Linked DNA regions of Homo sapiens: region 1 is linked to region 2. The links are chromatin loops, found by intact Hi-C in ENCODE. Cell type or tissue: heart left ventricle. All regions are shown on one strand. Each heading gives the region's core, and the rest is flanking DNA. Links, peaks and the distances in the headings are about the cores only. Region 1 overlaps ZNF423 (zinc finger protein 423). Region 2 has its middle 19 kb from the start of ZNF423.

Region 1 (10,721 bases), core at 1,197-9,196, 250 kb after region 2:
GATGGGTAGATGGAGGATGGATGGGTGGATGTTTGGATGGATGGGGGCATGGGTAGATGGATTTGCCCTTCTAAGCAAGGAGGCCTCCCCTCAGCTCCCTTAAAGCTTCACCTTGAGATGGCAGTTTTCCCAGATCTAGCAGAGAAGCAGCTCCCTTGGAATGTAGCTTCATGCCCCTTCCTCAGTCTGGTAGAGCTGGATTTAGAGGAAGGTGGGAAGAGAATGGCCTGGGGAGACCTAGGAGGGGACTGGAACCATTCTGGAAAGTCTTGACCCAGGCCCCCTAGGAACTTTTGCTTTCTCCTTTTTCCTACCTCCTGCCTCTCTAAATCTTTTATTTTTGGTTTCCAAACAGAAAAAGACATACCAGTGCATCAAGTGCCAGATGACCTTCGAGAACGAGAGAGAGATCCAAATCCACGTTGCCAACCACATGATTGGTAAGAGAGCATTTCCTCCCAGCCATGCTGGAGCTACTCTTTGGGGTTTTAAATTTGCGGTTCCAATCATCATTTTACTGGCTTTTAGGCCAAAGGACAGAGTCACTGCTGCTGTTTCTGAGACATTGCACATGGGAGTGAAAATGTCAGAATGGGGGCCCTTTCTCCATCTGAGCCTTCTTGTCGCAGCTCCACTCACATTATAATCAAACTTTTGACAATCTCTTCCATTTTCCAGCATAAATTTCCCTCCGTTTCTGAAACAAAGTGCTTTCCAATTGTCAAGCACTCAGGAGCAATTATGCTTCAATTTTGTGTGTCATGACATTGAATAGATTTAACTGCTCACATTTCCCTACTCAACATGGTGAATTCCTCAGGCACATTGTCAAAACAGAACGCTTACAAAGTTATTTCAGTACTTTTCCCATTCCTCTTCAAGTGGTTTTGGACTTTGGAAAATTCAGCCTCTCTAGAAGGGCAGCTTGCAAAGTTCTATGGAGTTCACACACTTGGCACAAGAGACCTGGGAAGCTGTGAAGTCCCCTCTACCTTGGATGGGTGGATGTGGTCTCCTTGGCAGCTAGGGGTGCCCTCATTGTAGGAGAGGGCACAGCTGGATGTTCTGATGTTCTGATAGGCATGGAGGTTCTAAGGGAAGGGGCTGGCCTGGGATGGGCTGGGGCCTGGGAGAGCTTCAAGAAGCCTGGTACCCTGGGTCTTTGTTGGACATGTGATCACTTTCTCCAAGACTCTAGTCTGAGCAGTGAAGTTGCAGCCATGGGTTGAACTTCATCTTTTTGTTAATTTTTTATTTTAGACAGAGCCTCACTCTGTCACCCAGGCTGGAGTGCAGTGGTGCAATCTTTGCTCACTGCAACCTCTGCCACCCGGGTTCAAGCGATTTTCCTGCCTCAGCCTCCCAAGTAGCTGGGATTACAGGCACCTGCCACTGCGCCTGGCTAATTTTTCACCATCTTGGTCAGGCTGGTCTTGAACTCCTGACCTCGTGATCCACCCGCCTTGGCCTCCCAAAGTGCTGGGATTATAGGCGTGAGCCACCACGCCTGGCCTGAACTACTTCTTTACTTCATCTCTGTTTTTCTTCTTCTAGCATCTTTTCATTGTTGTCTTAACAGCTATGCCATCGGAGTACTGGTTTACAAAACCCTTTACTGCGTACATTTAGAAAACTTCTCATAAGTGAGAAGCTTAATGAATTTTCATGAACTAAACACACTTGTGTAACCCACACACAGATCAAGAAACAGACTATTTCCAGCATTTCAGAAGCTTCCCTCTTGGGCTCCTTCAGGCCCTCCCTTACCACCAACAGGTCATCACGATGCTGATGTCTAATAATATAGGTTGGTTTTGCCTGATTTCTAGTTTATGGAAATGGAATCACAGTTTCTACTCGTTTGCACCTGACATCTTTCACTTTTCACATTATTGCCTCTAGTTAGAGATCATGCCTCTCATTGGTGTATAATAATCTGTCACAGGAGCATGCCAACCACTCTTTATCTGTTTGATTCTTGATGGGCCCATTCTGAAATAGTGCTGGCATATTCATGGACATGTCTTCTTTTGTTTTGGTTTGGTTTGGTTTTTTTTGAGACAGAGTCTCACTCTGTCACCCAGGCTGGAGTGCAGTGGCACGATCTCTGCCCACTGCAACCTCCGCCTCGCAGGTTCAAGTGATTCTCCTGCCTCAGCCTCCCAGGCAGCTGGTACTACAGGCATGCAGCATCTCCCCTGGCTAATTTTTTTGTACTTTTAGTAGAGACAGGGTTTCACTATGTTGGCCAGGCTGGTCTCAAACTCCTGACCTCAAGTGATCTGCCCATCTCAGCCTCCCGAATTTCTGGGATTACAGGCATGAGTCACCATACCTGGCCCCATGTACATATCTACTGATGAACATATGTATGTGATTTTATTGTGATTATAGGAATATATAGATATTATATTTTGCGTTTATATATAATACATTATATACTGTTATATACTATATTCTTTATATGTGTAAATATGTATATAAAATGGGAATATAGGATTTGGATGGACTTGCTGAGTCACAGGTTAAATGATGTTCACCTTTAGTAAATGCTGACAAATACATTTCTGAAGTGGTTGTATGGACTTAACGCCCCCACCAGTGGTGTATGAGAGTTGGAGTTTGCTCCAAATTTGTACAGCCATCAAGGTTTTGTTTAAGGTTTGCATTGCAAAGGCCCTTCTTTAGTGAAGGTGCTCTCAGGGCAGGTATGGGTCCCCTGGTCCCTACCTAGCCACAGCATTGGCCAGTCCCCCTGACCCCCAACCTATCTGACAGCCTCTACCCCCAGTGCCTTGGAGCCAGTCTCCTGCAGCCACTGACTCCCAATCGTGTGTGTGGTGGGGCTCACCTGGCGGAGAGTGGGGAGGAGGGGCCCAGGAAGAGCAGGTGGGGGCTGTGGGAGCTTGGCCTGACAGGGAGATTGGTGGCTTCTTAATTTCTCCGTCTGAAAGCCCCCTGCTGAAGGATAAGAAGGGGCACTCCCCTGTCAGTCACTGGCTGCTGAGAGTCCTTTCACGGAGTGTCAGGGAGGTGAAGATGAAGATATCTAAAAATGTTTGCTTTTGTAGCAGATGTTAATGCGCGTTCCTGTTTGTAAGCATGAAGGGCGCAAGCCTGGCTAATTGGACTGCAGTGATTTCTGAGGTGTTTCTGCCCCCTCCCTCCTCTCTTCTACCTTGCCTTTAGTGCAGAGCCTGGAAGCTATGTGTCCTCAAGTGCAAGGCAAGGGGGTTGCTCTTAACTAGAGTTGTGGGAAACACAAAAGGAGGGTGTGAGGGGCATTTGGGCCTGTGTATGAGCTGTGGGCCGGGCTTCTGAGGGAAGGCGCCTTGGCTGGGGGGCTGGACAGGTCCCCTTGCCCATTCCTGCCCTGCAGCGCTGTCAGCTGACCTGGAGCCCAGGAACGTGGGAGTTGGAGGCCTGGAGAGCAGGCAGCAGGGAGTGGTTGGTTGGTCCCCGAGTGCAGATTCCAGTTCACTGCGGCATGGAACCCCGGGTGAGCCAGACCTCCGGTGGCTGGGCAGTCCCTCTCGCTCTAACCTGCACTCCCTACCTGCCTGCCCTCCCCGAGCCTCATCAACCCAGTCTACCAGAGGACCTTGACTGAGCACCTATGGCATGTTGAGAGTTGCAGCGGTCTCTGTGGGTGACGGGAGTACAGGGGACATGGTCTCTGCTTCAGAGATCATCCCATAGAAGACACTGCACATAGCATGCAGCAAAGAGGTCACATTGAATAAGGATGCTAACAGCTGCTACTGACTCAGCCTTTCTATGTGCCAGGCACTTTACATGGGCACTAGTTCCCCATCTGACAGATGAGGAACCCGGGGCTTAGAGAGGTTACGTGAGTTACCCAAGTCCTTCCAGCCTGAGTAATGGAGGCAGAGTCTGAACCACAGCTAGGGTCCCTCCATTGTGTTTGGAGCCCCTGCCAGGGCCTGTGGTGGGAGAGACCTCAGGGTTCCCTCTCCAGGGGAAGGCTGATGGGCATGCAGGTAACTGCAGTGCAGTGATGTGGGTGCTCCCAGAACAGGGCCCCCTGGGCATTGAAGGATGAAGAGGGGGGACGTTGCCTTCGGAGAGATGGCTGAACATCAGGAGGAGGCTCTGGAACAATGGGTTTCTGCCAGGCTGCGAGGGTGATGAGCCACTGCCTATAGCAGGATGGGGGGTGAGCAGAGCAGGTGAGTCTGGGGGGCTGTAGGTGCTTGGCTTGGCCAAGACTGAGGCATTGTGGGGAGTGAGAATGGGGAGGGGGTTGGGGTGAGCCATGGAGCACCTCCGATACCAAGTGGAGGGGTTAGGGTTTGTCCTTCACCCCGTAGGCCAGGGTCCAACTTTGGGGGCCCCTTGGCTATGGTTTACTAGGCTTCTCTTGAAAAACCACAAGAGGTGGCAGCAAGGGCTTCACATTCCCGCAATCATCATTCCCACCTGGCGTGACTTAGCAGCAGCAGCAGTTTCCTGTATGTAGGCAAGGCATGCATTCCCAGGCATCATGGTCTTGCTCAGTTAAGTCTCCAGCCTGGTCCCTGTGGGTACCTGAGTTTAAACCTTGGACTTAAGCGCTAGGGAGCCATTGAAGGTTTCAGAGCAGGGTATATCCTGGCCTGAGCCTTAGGAAGAAGAATCTGGCTGCGGTGTTGAGAAGGAACCAGTTGGGAAGAGAACGAAGACCCACCTGGTGTGGTCCTGGGGTGAGTGAACAGGGCAGGGGGAGAAGAGGAGTTGATGGAACTTAGATGTGGCTTGTGCTGTGATTCTGGCTGGCCCTGGTGGCTTGGGAAGGCTGCTGGGGAAATGGTGAGAGGCAGACACTGCAGGCCTGGTTTGGGGCTGGCTCTGCAATCCCAGTAAATCTTTTGGGGCCCAGTGTCCCAGTGGATGGCTTCTCCTGCTAAATGGTCTGAGCCCAGAGTGGCTGCCCTGCCGCTGACGGGGGTAAAAGTCCCCCTTAGTGGCACCAGGGGGACTTGGTGGGTAGAAGTGGCCCTGTTCAGCTCTGCAGCCTTCTCATAAACTCAGGGCACTTGGGGGTCTGAGGCAGGCCTCCCCTGGGACCCGGACTGCTGGAGAGCTCCCCTGCGGGGCGGTAAACCGGCCTTTTTATAGCGGGGGCCTCTGCATGGCTCTGCAGCCCGGAGACCCTGGGAGTTATGATGACTCAGGGACATGTCTCCTTGGAAACATTTTCCCAGCACCCCTCTCCTGGCTGCTGCTTGGAGGGGAGTGATTTGGATCTGATAGAAAGGCGAGGGTCTTTGGAAACCTTTCAATAGCAGGGTCTCCTTTGAAATCCCCCCTCCGCATGGAGAATGAGGCCCCTTCCCTGGGACTCCCCCAGCTTTTGAAATGGCTTTGACACTTCCTCCCCCAGAAGGCACATGAAAAACTTGGAGCAGCCCAGAGCTCTGTGCTGTGGCCTCCTGCCGGGTTGACCCAGCTCTGCCCAGTCGCCCTTTCCCCACCTCCCCTTCACCCCCTCCGAGGACTCTGGGAGGATGACTCCCACCTCTGCCGCCCCAGGAAATTGCTCTGCAGGAGGCCCCTGCCTTGGGCTCCCCGGGGGGGCTGCTGAAGGAGAGAGAGGGAGGCTTATGGGGGGCTTGGCCCAGAGGAAGCTGGTCCCCCACGGCTGGGAAGGGAGGAGCAGTGGGTCTGCCCACATGTGTTGAACATATATGTATAATGTATGTACACTGCCCTCCTGGGGCACATGGCACCTCACCCTGGGGGGCAGGGCCTGAGTCTGGAGACCCCCAGGAAGCCGATTTGCTGGAGAGGCCTTACTTTTAGTTTGTTTTGGGTGGGGATGGCTGGATAAGGGGTCTGAGAACTTGTCCTTGAGATAACAAACTTGCCATGACCCAGGTTGGCCCCAAGGGAGTGACTCAGCCTCTGGGCCCCTGGACGTCCTCACGCAGGGCCTCACGGGCCCCTTGGGGGAGCCCCGGGGAGGGTCAGGGCTGGGAAGGGATGGTCCTCAGGGAATCTTGTCAGGAACGCTTGCCCTTGCTGTCCTTGGAAAGTGGCTGTGGACTCTCTGGCGGGCAGCCAGGCCAGAGCCAGGCCTGTCCCGGTGGGGCATTAGTCATTCCGGAGGCCTGCTTTTCATGCTCACGCCGGCCCTTTCCCTGGGTGCCTTCAAGGGCTGGGCTCTGCTGTCAGGGGCAAATACATGGGGGAGGAAGTGGGTGTTTGGAAAATCAACCCCTCCTGCCTCCTGCCCAGGCTCTTAAAGTGTCCCCAGTGCCAGCTTCTGTCCTTGTGTGTCCTCTTGTCCCCAGCCCTCCCCTGTCACTGTGGCAGGACTGGCCCTGGCCAACCTGGAGGGAGGCATGTGTTTTGTGTCTGTGTGTGTATGTGTCTGTGTGTGTATGTGTATGTGTGTGTCTGTGTGTGTATGTGTATGTGTGTGTATGTGTGTGTTGTGTGTGTGTGGTGTGTGTGTGTGTGTGTGTGTGTGTGTGTAGAAGAGAGAGAGGGAAAGAGGGAGACAGACAGAGAGAGGGTTTTTCTACCTTACAAGTCTTTATGAAGCACATCCCTGGAGATACTTTCAAACCACCTTGCAGAGCCAGGGCCCACTGTTCAAGCTGCCATTTGGACCCTGGCCCCGTGCTGAAGGCCCAGCCTGCAGCATTTTGGAGGGGAAGGAGTCTCTGGTCCAAGGAGGACAGTCTGGAGTGGAAGTCAGTGTCTCGCCCCAGCTCCAGGGAGATACAAAAAACCCAAATAGAACCACAGAGGAAAATCTCATGAACATGAAAAGAAAAAGGGGTTCCTGTCTCCTTTCTGCCAGGATCACGTGTTGCTGAACCGGGCTGTGTCAGGCTCTTCAATGGTGCTTTTGATTCAGGTAACACCAGACCCAAAACATCTGTCTAACCTTAATATGTGATAAAAATGTCTCCCTCTCCCTCCAGAGATCATGTTTCAGGTTCTGGAACTGTTCTGTCAGAATAACAAGCCTGTACAGCAAGACTATAATCCAATTCTTTTTTATTCTTTTTTTTTTCGTTGCCAAACCCCCAAACTAGGGCATAGTCACTTCCCCCTCAACAGTCTTCCTGGCTGAGAGAACCAGCCCAAAGGACTTGGTTTCCCTGACTTTGAATCCCGTTGGTTCATTCGAGGAAGCTGTTTAGGTCTATGGAGAATCCATCAGTTCTGAATTTTAAAATAGTGGAAAATTTCTCATTTTCTTGAGTTCCTTTTGTATGCGTATGTGTTTGTTTGTTTGTTTTGGGGGAAGGCCTCTGTCATTGAGGTTTCTTCTAGTAGTAACCTCATACCTTCATGTTCAGTAAACACTATTAAAATCCTCGGTGGGCTCTGTGAGGGGCCGCTAACCCAGCTCAGGAGATGATAACCTGCAAGGTCAATGTAACGTCACAAGTCTAAGATAAGGGAGCTCAGAGGACAGGCATGTTGCCCAATCTGGGTATTCCAGGAAAACTTCCTGGAAGAGGTTACACCTAATCAGGGTCTCAGAGTATAAGAAGTAAGGTGGGAGGGGAATTCCAGGCAAAGAAACTAGTACAAGCCAATTATAGAGAAAAGAGGTCCATGTAGTATGTAGGGACACTGTACACAATTCAGTACTGCAACAGAACAAACTTTGAGGCAGGAGGTGGGTGGATCACAGCAAAGGGGATGAGGTAGAGTAGGTGAGAGAAGGTGAGGATGTTGGATAGGAGGATATGGGCTGGAGAAACATTTAAGAGACATAACCAGCAGGATTTGCTTATTGAGTGGACATGGGAGGGGGAGAAGTTAGGAAGACTCAAAGGTCTCAGGTGACCAGGTTTTGGGTGACAGGTGGCAGATGATACCATGCCAGAGGAAGAGCTCTTAGGGACTGGCAGAGAAGACAATGATGCTAGCAGTGGTTCATGTAGCAGTCCATTCTCACACTGTTGTAAGGATCTACCCAAGACTGGGTGATTTATAAAAGAAAAAGGTTTAATTGACTCACAGTTCTGCAGGGCTGGGGAGGCCTCAGGAAACTTACAATCATAGTGGAAGGGGAAGCAAGCACGTCTTACATGGCGGCAGGAGAGAGAGAGAAGAAAGCAAAGGGGGAAGAGCACCTTATGAAACCATCAGATCTTGTGAGAACTCATTCATGAGAACAGCATTGGGGAAACCACCTCCATGATCCAATCACCTTCCTCTCTCGACACGTGGGGATTACAGGTCTCTCCCTCCACACATGGGGATTACAATTCGAGATGAAATTTGGGTGGGGACACAGAGCTAAACCGTATCAGTCAGTACCATCTAATGAAGCTTACTCAGCACCAGGCCCTTCTTTCCATATCTGCAGGTGTTATCACACTTCACCCTCACAACACCCTGTGAGACGTGCTGTCATTACTTCCTTTTATCCATGGGGAGTTGAGGTGTCATGTCCAATGTTGCTAGTTTCAGGGTAGGGACCTGAACTCAGCCAGTGTGACTCGGGGCCTGCGCCCTTAACCCCTGCACCTGAAGGCTCATCACGTTTGGTGGGCTTGAGTGTTTGTGATAATGTGGCCTTGCACAAGATACCCATGGAGATCTGAGGGCCAGCAGGGCCCTGTCTGGGGAAGAGGATCCAGCGGCATCAGCATAGATGGTGAGAACATCTGGGAGGAGCCTGGAGAGTGAGGAGTGTAGGGTGGTTGGTGCTGAAGGAGCAGTGTTTCCAGGAATATCAATTGGGTGCAGTGTGAAAAGTGCACTGGGAGGGAGGCTGAAGAGGGTCTGTGTGGCTCAGCAACAAGTGGCCATTGTGTCCTGGGTGTGAGCAGGGTCAGTGGCATCAGATGGAAGGGGTCAGGAGGAGATGGGGGTGGGCAGCAGTGTCAGTGGACTTTCCGGGTTCCAGGCTGGGAGAGGAGGGAGAGAAGTGGGAGCTGGAAGGCTCCAAAGGTAACAGGAAGTATTTGCATTTTTAAGAGAGAGAGACCAAAGTGTGTTTCTAGGTTCGGGAGAGAGATCCAGCAGGGAGGGGAAGAGGAAGGATGGAAGTGAGGGAGATGCTGATGGAGCTGGTCCTGGAGGGGCTGGCACTGGAGCCCTGGCATCATCTTGCTTGAGCCGGCTCATAAGCATGTTCTTCTCTTCTTGCTGTCATGTCACATGGGCTTGGTGGCCTGGATTGTTGAACTGACTTTGTTGAGCATCCTTTGATGTCATTTGGCTGCTTGGCAGCAGCTGATGCATGGGCAATTTCCCTCATACCTGCTTCTGGCTGAGCCTTACTGGAATAACAGCAGACAACAAGGGTCCTGTGGCCAGTGGCCCCAGAGCTTGGTCCCCTCTGTCCTGAGCACCCAGTGGGCTTCAGAGCCTCAGACCTGGCCTTGGATCCTTGGGGCCCAGCGGGGAGAAAGTGGAAGGCCTCTTCCACTGGCCTCAGGAGCGTCCTGAAGCTGCCCATGAGCCAATCGTTATGGCCAGGGAGGTGGAGCTGGTTATCTGGTCAGGCTGGTGACCCCTGCCCTTCCTGGGTGTCTGCCCCCCAGCAGTGGAAGTAGGAAGGGTATTATTGAAAAGAAAGAGGGCTTTTATTTCCACAAGAAGGGGCAGCACAAACAGTGCAACTCACCACACCTACTGGTTGGCACTGTTTGGAGGATTAAATAAATTAAAATGTATGAAAAGGTCCCAGCACACTGCCTGGCACATGTTAAGTTCTGAATAAATTCTATCTATCAATATTGTATTAGTGTTATTAGATGATGATGATGATAGAGTCCCAGTTTAGAGAGGAAAAACCGGCCATGCTAAGCCTATATACCAGATGTCAGTGCTTATCAGCTCAGAGGATGCTCCTGAGGGCTTTCTGCAAGAAGAATGGCCCCCTCTCTCTGCCTTGTCAAGACTCCAAGGGGCTGGGCCTGGAGGACAGACCCAGAAGGAGTAGCTCCAATCAAGCCGATTTTTCATTTATTCCTTCATTCATTCAGTTTTCTTTTTTTAATTTTTAATTTTTATGGGTACATAATAGGTGTATATATTTATGGAGTACATGAGATCTTTCGATACAGGCATGCAATATATAATAATCACATCAGGGAAAATGGGGTATCTATCACCTGAAGCATTTATTCTTTCTTTGTGCTACAAACAATCCAATTATACTCTTTTAGTTATTTTAAAATGTACAATAAATGATTGTTGACTGTAGTCACCCTGTTGTGCTATCAAATACTAGATCTTACTGATTCTGTCGAACTATATTTTTGTACCCACTAACCATCCCCACTTCCCCTCCCTCCCTGCTACCCTTCCTAGCATCTGCTGACCATCACTCTGCACTCTATCTCCATGAGTTCAGTTGTTTTAAATTTTAGCTCCTACAAATGAGTGAGAACATGGGACATTTGTCTTTCTGTGCCTGACTTATTCCACTTAACATAATGTCCCCCAGTTCCAAGTTATTTTTCTTTCTTGAATACCTACTGTGTGCCAGGCAGTAAGCATGAATATTGCAGCAAGCAGAACAGTCTTTGCCATTTTGTCCCAGAGCATAGTGTCTGGTGGGAGCAGACAGGTGTTCACTAAGAGAACAAGTAAGAGCTCCTGATTGTGTCCAATAGTGATGGGTACCACACAGAAGAGAAGGGCGGGTCCTGGGTGTGTGTGGGAGCAAGGTGAAAATGAAACGTATGCAGCGGCCTCCCTGGAACTGACTTGCAGGCTGATAGCAAAGTCTCATCAAAGCA
Region 2 (10,721 bases), core at 863-8,862:
TGAGCTATGATGGCGCCACTGCCTTCTAGCCTGGGCAACAGAACGAGACCCTGTCTCAACAGCAACAACAACAACAACAACAACTTATGTCCAGAAACGAATGTCCTTGCTCCATATCCTCTCCACCTGGTAAGCGGTGTCTAGCCCACACTTCCTGCATCCTCTGCATGCCATAATGAGAAGGTGGGTGGTTTATGGCAGAGGCGAGAAAATCCAGCAGATCCCGTCAGCTTGGAGGGCCCACTGTCAGCCCCTCTACCTGCTAAGGCCGGAGGGGTGGGTCCATGGTTCTTTAGACCACAGACTAAAACAGCAAAACATGCTGGGTGGCTCCAGGTGTACCCCTTACCGCCTCACTCACTTTGGCCATGGGCATCTGAGCTGTTGTTTGTTTGTTTGTTTGTTTGTTTTAAAGAGCCAGGGACCAAGAAAGGGTTAAGCAGCTCCCAATCTGACTTATGAGACTAGAAGCTCTTGCTCCCAGCTGGCCACCCACAGGCCTCTGTCATCTGGCCAGTGCTGGGCTGGGAGGTCTCTGGGTCTCCGCACCCATCTGGCCACACTGTCCTAGCACCATCGTCTCTCATCTGGCAGCTGGGACGGCCTCTCACTGGTCTTGCCCTATCTCTGCAGCCTACAGGAGCTCTCTGTCCTCAGTTGCTGCTTACCCCCTAAAATCCTTTTAAGTGGTTTTGTACTGCTCCCATTAATAGGATGAACCAAAGCTTCTTAACTGGCCCCGTGGTCTGCCCGATCTGACCCCCTTCCTGCCCACCCAGGCCACGCTGTTTCTCCTCAAATGTGCCAGTCTCTGTGGGCCCTGCAGGCCTTGGCGCATCCTCTCGGCTTGAAATACTTTCCTATCTCCCTGCCCATTCACCCTCCCCAGCCTGTGGCTGTAGACCAACAGATCTTGGTCCTCTTTTTCATTGGGCCCGCTTGGAAACTGGTTGTCCCCCAATGTCTGGGGCAGGCAATAGCAGTCAATCACAGGTGGCATGTGAAATGAAACACATCTGCCACTCATGCACAAGTTCAGATCCCAAGGTCCCTCTCAGCTCTCCCCTTCTGCTTTCTAAGACTGTTCCATCCTCAATTTGCCCTTCTGTAGAACGGGGAGAAAGAGATCCCTGCCTCCTCTGTCATCCCAAGGGGCTGAGAGTGTGAATCAAGGTGGCTGTTTTCACCTGGGTATCTGTTTCCTTGGTGTCTGTCCTGCCTCTTGCCCCAGAATATCCCCTTCTACCCGTGGACTTCCACTCTGACCCCTGATAGCTCCCAATAGCTAGCACAGTGCACCCAACTGCAGGTATTAGGATGTTTAAAGTGTCCATGTAGATGTGGCCTCATGTGCTGCACCCTCTTGGCTCTGAGTTACATGTCCTGCTGCAAGTTTCTGAAGCAGGAAACGGTATGTGGCAGTGGAGGCCATTGGGCTTGCTGGGCGTGGGGCTTTCCTAGGTGACATACAGAGGCACCACTCCTGCTTGTCTCGGGAAGGGGGTGTTCTTTACAGGGGGGTTCATCTCAGAATGATTCAGTGGCAGTTGGTAGTTGCATGGGTCAAAAATGAGCACAGGACCCAGAGTTGGGAAACCTGGGTATTTCCGAGTTCCAGTTCTGTACCTGGAATCCGACCTGGGAGTATCTGGACACACCTTGCCCCTCTCTGCCCTGAGTGTCCCTGTCTACACAGCGAAAGGGAACATAAGTCAGTAATCAGTGTCTTCTGGTTCTCCAACTGTTGGAGAAAAAATCAGAAATCCAGATTTCGGTGTGAAATTTCCAGACTTTTGGAAACAACAGGTGCTGGGGAGGATGTGGAGAAATAGGAACACTTTTACACTGTTGGTGGGACTGTAAACTAGTTCAAACACTGTGGCAGAGAGTGTGGTGATTCCTCAAGGATCTAGAGCTAGAAATACCATTTGACCCAGCCATCCCATTACTGGGTATATACCCAAAGGATGACAAATCATGCTGCTATAAAGACACATGCACACGTATGTTTATTGTGGCACTATTCACAATAGCAAAGACTTGGAACCAACCCAAATGTCCATCAATGATAGACTGGATTAAGAAAATGTGGCACATATACACCATGGAATACTATGCAGCCATAAAAAAGGATGAGTTCATGTCCTTTGCAGGGACATGGATGAAGCTGGAAGCCATCATTCTGAGCAAATTATCGCAAGGACAGAAAACCAAACACCGCATGTTCTCACTCATAGGTGGGAATTGAACAATGAGAACACCTGGACACAGGGTGGGGAACACCATCCACTGGGGCCTGTCGTGGGTTGGGGGAGGGGGGAGGGATAGCATTAGGAGATATACCTAATGTAAATGACTAGCTAATGGGTGCAGCACACCAACATGGCACATGTATACATATGTAATAAACCTGCACGTACCCCAGAACTTAGAGAATAAAAAAAAAAAAGAAATTTCCTGACTTTTACCTGCTAGTAATGAATTCACAATTTTATGAACTACTCTGGGGATTTAAGGATATGTGCCAGTAAGCCAGGCTGGGCCCAGGGACCACCGCTTGCTAACTCCAGACTGGAACATTTCTGCCTGACATTCAGTACTGTGGTTCTCACCAGGGGTACACATTGTAATTACCTGGGGATTAGGGGAAAAAAAAAAGCTAACTCTCCACTTCCCCCCAGAATGCTGACTTACTGGCCAGGGGTGGAGCATCTTGAGGAACTTGAGGCGCAGCTGAAGGGCTGAATCCTGGGCTGGCTGGGTGGCTGGGTGGCTGGGGTAGGTTCCGTCACTGAGCCTTGTCTTAGCTATCTGAGCAGTGGGGCAGTGGGCATATAGGCAGCATTCTCTTAGGTAAAGGGCTTGGCACATTAAAAAGGTGCCCAGTGAAGTGAGGATGGAAAAGCAATTGGAAGCTGCTTTTGACTTAGATGCTTGAACCTGGCTTTGGAAAACAAACCCTTTGGCTTTCAGGACTGAGACAGTGGAAAGTTTCCCCAGGTTGGGGGCTGGAGCATGTGAGTCTGGGCGCCACCTCTGCCTCTGGCCAGCTGTGAGGTTTAATGTTCTCTGCTCTGAGTCTCAGCATCACCTGCTTTCTTGAACATCATATTGGCTGGGCCTGTCTTCACTGTGAATGCCCAATATTCACCCCAATTTATTTGAGGGGAGGCACTGACTCAAGGCGAAGCTTCTACCTGTGTTTCCCTGGGAAACCCCCAGGCAGCCTGAGAGAGTAGGTATAATTGGCCCATTTGACAGATGGTGCTCCCTCAGGGAGACACAGTCTGAGAGGAGCCCAGCTCATTTTGGAACCCAGGACCTAGGTGTATCTGACTCCCAAGATTAGAGCAGGGGATGCCTTCAGGGGCTGGGTGAGCGACTGAAAGAAGGGCTGGGTTTACAGCGGGGTGTTTGGGGAGTGATGTGGTGACCTAAAGAGCCCAGGCTCCAGCTACAAAGACTGGGACTCATGTTAAAAAACAAAAAACAAAACAGGCCAGGTGCGGTGGCTCATGCCTGTAATCCCAACACTTTGGGAGGCCGAGGTGGGAGGATCGCTTGAGCTCAGGAGTTCAAGACCAGCCTGGGCAACATAGGGAGACCCTGCCTGTAAAACAAACAAACAAACAAAAAACCCAAAAAACAAAACACAAACAAACAAACAAACAAACAAAAAAACGCCGGGCGTGATGGCGTGCGCCTGTAATCCCAGCTACTCAGGAGGCTGAGGTGGGAGGATGGCTTGAGGCAGGGAAGTCAAGGCTGCAGTCAGCTGTGTTTGTGCCACTGCACTGCAGCCTGGGCGGCAGAGTGAGACCCTGTCTCCAAAAAGAAAAAACAAAGTTCTACACAAGTATGCTGGCCAGTGAGAACCCTGGGGCCCCCGGTTTGCGAGCCCCTACTGGGCCTGCGCAGTTTGCGGGGCTTTGGGTTCTCGGATCCCGGCTGGAGAGGATCTCCAAGGCCTGCGGGGCCCATGCCCAGGCCTGGCGGCAGGGGGCGCCCGAGCTCCCGCGCTGACCGCTGGTCCTCCCGGCCCTCTCAGACGCCTCCCGGGGCGGGTCTCCAGCTGCTTGCCCTGGGAACAACCCTAGCCAGCCGTTCCCGCCCCTCGCCCGCCACGCCGCACCCTGACCCTTAAGCGGCCCCCGCCCAGCTCCCTCCTGTGTCCCTGCCCCCTCCCGCCCCCTGGGCTGGCCCCTCGACCCTCTGATCTCACTCCTGCCTCCCGCCGCTCGGTCCTCCCCTACTCGGCCAGCTGGGCGGCTCCTCAGTTGGGGACCGGGGCCTCGGAGCCCCCGGCCTCGGGCCTGCGCCCTGTTCTTCCAGCTTGGGGGCTCCCTCTTCTCTCGCCCTCCTCCCCTCTCCTTCCTCCCACCCCCGCTGCGACGGCTTCCTTCTCCTCCCACCCCCCGTGGCTCTGGAATTCCTGGGGGAGCCTACTCCCCCAGCCCGGGCTGCACCCGAGCGTGCAACAAGTCCCGCCGAGCGTGCGAGCACGCAGATGAACACGCGGTTCGCGGGCAGCCGCGGCTGCGTGGACCCAGCTGGATGTTTCAGCGTGCACAAGTGCGTGTTTCTGCATCCAACTCTGCTTAGACACTGGTGTGTAATTTTTTGTGCACACACATTCAGTGACTCTTGGGGAAAGTTTTCTGAAAATCCCGGGCTGGCATTAAATATAAAAAGGCTTTGTTTAATGCCAGAGGCATTTTCCCCCGTGTTCTGGAAGTCGAGAAGCGTTCACCTGCTTCCCCCTTCCCCTCTTAAAGACCCGGAGGCCTTGCTAGCATTGGGAGAGAGGGGAGAATAGAGGGAGGTACACCAAAGAAGTGGTTCTTTTAGAGTCCACCTCCCCGTGCCTGTACCACAGCCCTACCCACAAAAGGCTTTCTCAGGCCCTGGAAACCTCCCTAGTCTTTGTCTCTTTCCTGGGCTGTTTAGCTTTGAATCTTCTTCCTCAAATATCTGGGTGTGTTACAATGATGCCGACATCATTCTGGTTTTGGAATTCAAGTTGTAGCTTAGCCAGCATGTGGAAGGCTGTGGAGCAGGGTGTTTGGAGGGCACTGTAGGGAAGGTGGGCAAGGCAAGGAAACTGAGAGCAGGGGGGCAGAGTGGCCCAGGGAAGGGGTGTCCTCTCCTTGAGCTGACCACTGTGAAGTGGGTCATATGTCTTATAAGGCTGTTTGCGTCTATTTCTTTTATTGTACATTTAGTGCCTCGGAGTATCTGGGCATAATAGATATTAAACAAAGACAGCTGGACTGGGCGTGGTGGCTCACGCCTGTAATCTCAGCACTTTGGGAGCCCGAGGTGGGCAAATCACGAGGTCAGTTCGAGAGTAGCCTGGCCAACATAGTGAAACCCTGTTTCTACTAAAAATACAAAAATTAGCCGGGCGTGGTGGTACGTGCCTGTAGTCCCAGCTACTCTGGAGACTGAGGGAGGAGAATCACTTGAACCTGGGAGGCGGAGGTTGTGGTGAGCCAAGATCGCGCCACTGCGCTCCAGCCTGGGCAACAGAGCAAGACTCCATCTCAAAAAAAAAAAAAAAAAAAAAAACCAAAGAAACAAAGACAGCTGTTTATGATTTTGTTGGATTTTTTTGGAGGCAAAGGTATAGAATAGTGTATAAAACCATACACTTTGGATCTGGATGCAAATCCTGGCCCCACAATTTTCTAATAATATAACTTTATGTCAATTTCTGTGTGCCTCTTGCCTTCTCTGTAAAGTGGGGCCAGCAATGATTGCACGCCTCCCAGGGTTTGTGTAAGGATTGAATGAGTCAATTTACATAAGCACTGGAACAGTACCTGGCACATATAAGTGCTGTGTAAGTTTCAGTTTTTATTATCCCTCTAGAACAGAGGTTGGCACCACCTGTTTTTATACAGCCCTCCCTTGAGCTAAGAGTGCTTTACAAATTTTTAATGGTTGGGGAAGAGAAAAAGAAACACTCATATTTCAGGACACATGAACATTACACAGAATTCAAATTTCAGTGTCCATAAATAAAGTTTTATTGGAACACAGCCACACCCATGCATGGGTGTTTTCACACTACAAAGGCAGTTAAGTCAGTTCAACAGAGACCTTATGGCCTGAAAAGCCAAAAATGTTTACTCTCTGGCCTTTAGAGAAAAAATTTGTCAAGCCCTGCTGGACAAGGTCAGCTGCAAGAGTGCAGAGATTTTTGCCTGTTGGATCATTAATGTATCCCTAGTGCCTGGAACTCTGCCTGGAACATAATAGATGCCCAATAAGTATTTGTTGCATGAATGAGTTTGGTCCCAGGCAGTTGTGAGGCAGAGGCTCCAATGTTCCTGAGCTTGGCATGGGGGTCTGTAGTGATTCAAGCAGATGCTCGTTCGGAGATCAGAAGAAGGAATTTGCCCACCCCCGACCCCTCAGTCTCCTTAAGCGGGGACCAAAAATCAGACTGGCCACAGGGAAGCTGCTCCTGCTGAGTTTGGCCTTGCTTTAGGTGAGGCACTCACATGGTCCAAACCAGATCCTTTCTATCCAGCCAAATCACACCCTAGGGAGGGGCAACTTGGTGTCATCACTTGGAGGGGGGGTCTTCATTCCTTCCCTCCCCCTCTGGCAGACTCACAGCAGGCAGTGAAGTGGCTGGAAGGATTTTGAGAATGGCTTCCTTGGGGCCAGTCGCAGTGGCTCACACCCACAATCACAGCACTTTGGGAGGCCAAGGTGGGCAGATCACTTGAGGTCAGGAGCTCAAGACCAGCCTGGCCAACATGGCAAAACTCTGTCTCTACTAAAAATACAAAAATTAGCTGGGCATGATGGCACACACCTGTAATCCCAGCTACTTGGGAGGCTGAGGCAGGAGAATCGCTTGAACCCAGGAGGTGGAGGGTGCAGTGAATTGAGTGAGATGGTGCCACTGCATTCCAGCCTGGCCGACAGAGTGAGACTCAAAAAAAAAAAAAAAAAAAAAAAAGAGAGAGAGAGGGAATGGATTCCCTGACCTTCTGGGGAGAGGGTGCTCCATGGCCAAGGGGTTGTTGGCTTTGGATCTTCCTGTCCTGGGGGAAAGAAGAGAGAGGAGGCAGAGGAGCCCCAGGCTCACTGGGGGCACTTGCCATGATGAGATTCCACTCGGCTTTGCCAAGGAGCTCTTCAAAGGTCCTAGCAAGGGGTGACCATGGGCTGGGAGAAATAACACATAACCCTCAGTGTAAGAATGTGCTCAGATCCCCCAGCAGCCTGCCCTGGTGACTGGGCCTGCTGGGGCATCCCAGGGCTGCCAGAGGCTCCTTTCTTCATTCAGTGCTTCCTGAAATCCTGTGTGCAAGGTGCTGAGCTTGGTGCTGGTGCTAGTGCAGGAGGAATAAGATACAGCCCCTGCCGGGTGGAGCTCACAGCCTTCTGGAACATAAATAACTCTGATCCACTGAGGTAAGTGCATAGTCAGAGTGCTCTTCTGGATTGACCACATCCTAAAACGAGCTAAGGATACAACCATGTGTTTTGCAGAAGAGGAAACTCAAATAGCCAAAAATGCATGAAAAGAAACTCAATATGACTCTTGGTCCAGAAAAATGCAAATTAGAGCCACATAAAATGCCACTAGTATGCCATGAGATCAGCAAAAATAAAATGGGTGATAGTCCTGGGGGAATCTGGGGGAGAAGGCACTGTCATATATAGTTGGTGCAAATAGGAATTGTTATGGCTTTGAGGGGAAAAGAAACTTGGCAGTATATATTAATTCAGGTTGAGTAGCCCTTGTCTGAAATGCTTGGAACCAAAAATGTTTCAGATTTCTTTTTTTTTTTTTTCCAGATTTTGGAATATCTGCATTATATTTACCAGTTAAACATCTCTAACTCAAAAATCTGAAATCTGAAATGCCTCAGTGAGCATTTTCTTTGAGAATCATGTCAGCACTCAAAAAGTTTTGGATTGGCTGGGTGCGGTGGCTCACGCCTGTAATCCCAACACTTTGGGAGTCCAAGGCAGGTGGATCATGAGGTCAGCAGATCGAGACCATCCTGGCGAACACGGTGAAACCCCGTCTCTACTAAAAGTACAAAAAAATTAGCCGGGCGTGGTGGCAGGCCCTGTAGTCCCAGCTACTCGGGAGGCTGAGGCAGGAGAATGGCGTAAACCCGGGGGGCGAAGCTTGCAGTGAGTGGAGATAGCGCCGCTGCACTCCAGTCTGGGTGACAGAGCGAGACTCTGTCTCAAAAAAAAAAAAAAAAAAAGGTTTTGGATTTTGAAGCATTTTGGACTTTGGATTTTCAGATTAGGTATATTCAACCTGTATAAACAAAACCATACAAACCAAAAAACATACCCTTTTTCCGGCAGTCGCACTCTTGAGATTCCATCCTGAGACTTAAGGGTAAATATACCAGGATACTTATTAAAGTGTGTGTGTGTGTGTGTGTGTGTGTGTTTGAGACAGGGTCTTACTCTGTTACCCAGGCTGGAGTGGAGTGAAATGCCTGAAGCCTCGAACTGGGCTCAAGCCACCCTGTGGCCCTAGCCTCCTGAGTAAGTGGAACTACAAGCACATGCCAGCATGTCCCACTGATTTTTAAACTTTTTGTAGAGATGGGGTCTTGCTGTGTTGCTCAGGCTGATCTTGAACTCCTATGCTCAAGCTATCCTCTGATCTCAACCTCCCAAAATGCTGGGATTACAGATGTGAGCCACAATGCCCAGCCCTTAAAGTGTTTTTATGAAGGAACAAAAGCATGGAAACATTTATACCCAAGATGAAAAGTTTAATTGTGATACATTTACATGTGCAGTATTATGTGGCCATGAAAAAATGATGAGTTAGCACTATTTCTTTCTTTCTTTCTTTTTTTGAGATGGAGTCTTTCTCTGTCACCCAGGCTGGAGTGTAGTGGTGCAATCTCAGCTCACTGCAACCTCCGCCTCTCGGGTTCAAGTGATTCTCCTGCCTCAGCCTCCCAAGTAGCTGGGAGGACAGGCGCCCACCACCACGCCCGGCTAATTTTTGTGGTTTTAGTAGAGACAGGGTTTTACCATATTGGCCAGGCTCGTCTCAAACTCCTGACCTCATGATCCGCCTGCCTTGGCCTCCCAAAGTACCGGGATTACAGGCATGAGCCACCGCGCCCGCCCTAGTTAGCACTATTCCAAGTGCCTGGAAGGGCTTCTAGGATGTGTAGTTAAGTCCAGTGAGGAGAGCCAGAGGTGGGCAAGTGACCAGCCTCTTCAGTGTGAAGCACCTTATCACGCTAGTACCAGCCCAGCCCCTTCCCATACAGGTACTTCTGTTTGTGTATGACCTGTGAGCATGGAAACCAGGCTGCTGGCCTTGGAAGTGAGGAGTGGGAAAAGGCTAGATAAGTAAGGGGGAAAACAGCTTGGTCTACAACCCAAATGGAAAAGTATCTACTGCATAATGTTAACTGAAAACATGTAACCTAATGTCTTATACAAGATACTATTGTAAATGTGCAAAAGCAAATTTGCATATAAACAATGAGAAGCTAGTGACAGGGACCAAGGATAACATTGTTTTTATCTTGGGTGAGCTGGTCAGAGCTTGAGAACAACTGTCTGCTCCCTCCACCTCCACATTTTCTGCTTCTGGGAGGGTAAAATTGTGTTCTTTCCAATAAAAAATTGTTTCAGTGCCTTTGCTGTTCTAGGTTTGCTCTAGGTACAGAGGACAGAGCCGTGAATAAGATTCAAGAAGTCCCTGTCCTCATGGAGCTTATAATCTAATGGCCAGGCTTATAACCAGCCTGGCCAACATGGTGAAACCCCGACTCTACAAAAAATACAAAAATTAGCCGGGCATAGTGGCACATGCCTGTAATCCCAGCTACTCGGGAGGCTGAGGCAGGAGAATCACTTGAACCTGGGAGGCAGAGGTTGCAATGAGCTGAGATCACGCCATTGCTCTCCAGCCTGGGTGACAGAGCGAGACTCCATCTCAAAGAAAAAAACAAAAAACAGTTGAAGAAAGAGGCTCACTCTTTCTTTTCTTTTTTGAGGCAGGGAATTGCTCTGTCACCCAGGCTGGAGTGCAGTGGCTAAATCGTAGCTTACTGCAGCCTCAACCTCCTGGGCTCAAGCCATCCTCCTACCTCAGCCTTTTGAGTAGCTGGGACTACAGACACACACCACCATGCCCGGCCAATTTTTATTTTTATTTTTTGTAGAGATGGGGTCTCTTTATGTTGTCCAGGCTGGTCTCAAACTCCTAGGCTCAAGCAGTCATTCCACTTTGGCCTCCCAGAGTGCTGGGATTACAGGCATGAGCCACCACATCTGGCCGACTCTTTCTCATTGACCTTGAAACTGTCAGGACAGCTGGACCCTGGCAGCCATGCTGTCACTGTGTGGAGTCTGAGAATGAAGCCACTATGCAGGAGAGCCAGGCTGAATGATGGAGAGATGGTGTCCTTTGTGATATGATTTGAATATCTGGATCCTCTCAAGCCTGAATCTGGAACCACACAGTTTTTGTTTAAGCCAGATTTTTTTAAAAAAATCATTTGCAACAGAAAAATTCCTAAATTGTTATTCTTAGTATTATTCTTGTTGCTATCATCTCACTGCTTTGACCCTGTGGCTTCTCTGAAAGTTCAAGTGAGTCCAGGGACCTGCCCAGGAGAGGGTTCTGCATTTCTGGTTCCAGATTCCCAAACCTTGAGGCTAGCTGGACAGATATATTCATACAAGAATGACCCCCAAAAAGT

What was found. Peaks named below come from ENCODE experiments on the same cell type or tissue, not always from the same donor. Only the 100,000 strongest peaks of a DNase experiment are listed, where the experiment ranks them.
Region 1: it touches region 2 in a loop (2.7-fold over the local background); 19 of 110 quality-filtered maps call a loop at or near these places.

Annotation. Positions count from the first base shown.
Region 1 is chr16:49,615,889-49,626,609 of GRCh38, reverse strand. ZNF423 (zinc finger protein 423) reads left to right here. Exons shown (of 8, transcript NM_001379286.1): 5 at 356-440. Among named protein-coding and RNA genes, the nearest start is that of LINC02179, 160 kb to the right of the region's middle. RefSeq lists enhancers at 8,846-9,346, 10,364-10,721. In heart left ventricle, for the core only: no CTCF peak of the experiment used is centred there; a DNase peak (open chromatin) is centred at 6,029; H3K27ac peaks cover 1,125 bases.
Region 2 is chr16:49,870,119-49,880,839 of GRCh38, reverse strand. No RefSeq gene overlaps it. Among named protein-coding and RNA genes, the nearest start is that of ZNF423, 19 kb to the right of the region's middle. RefSeq lists a silencer at 3,924-4,083. In heart left ventricle, for the core only: CTCF peaks have their summits at 3,786 and 3,988 (motif pointing right); a DNase peak (open chromatin) is centred at 4,049; H3K4me3 peaks cover 896 bases; H3K27me3 peaks cover 2,225 bases.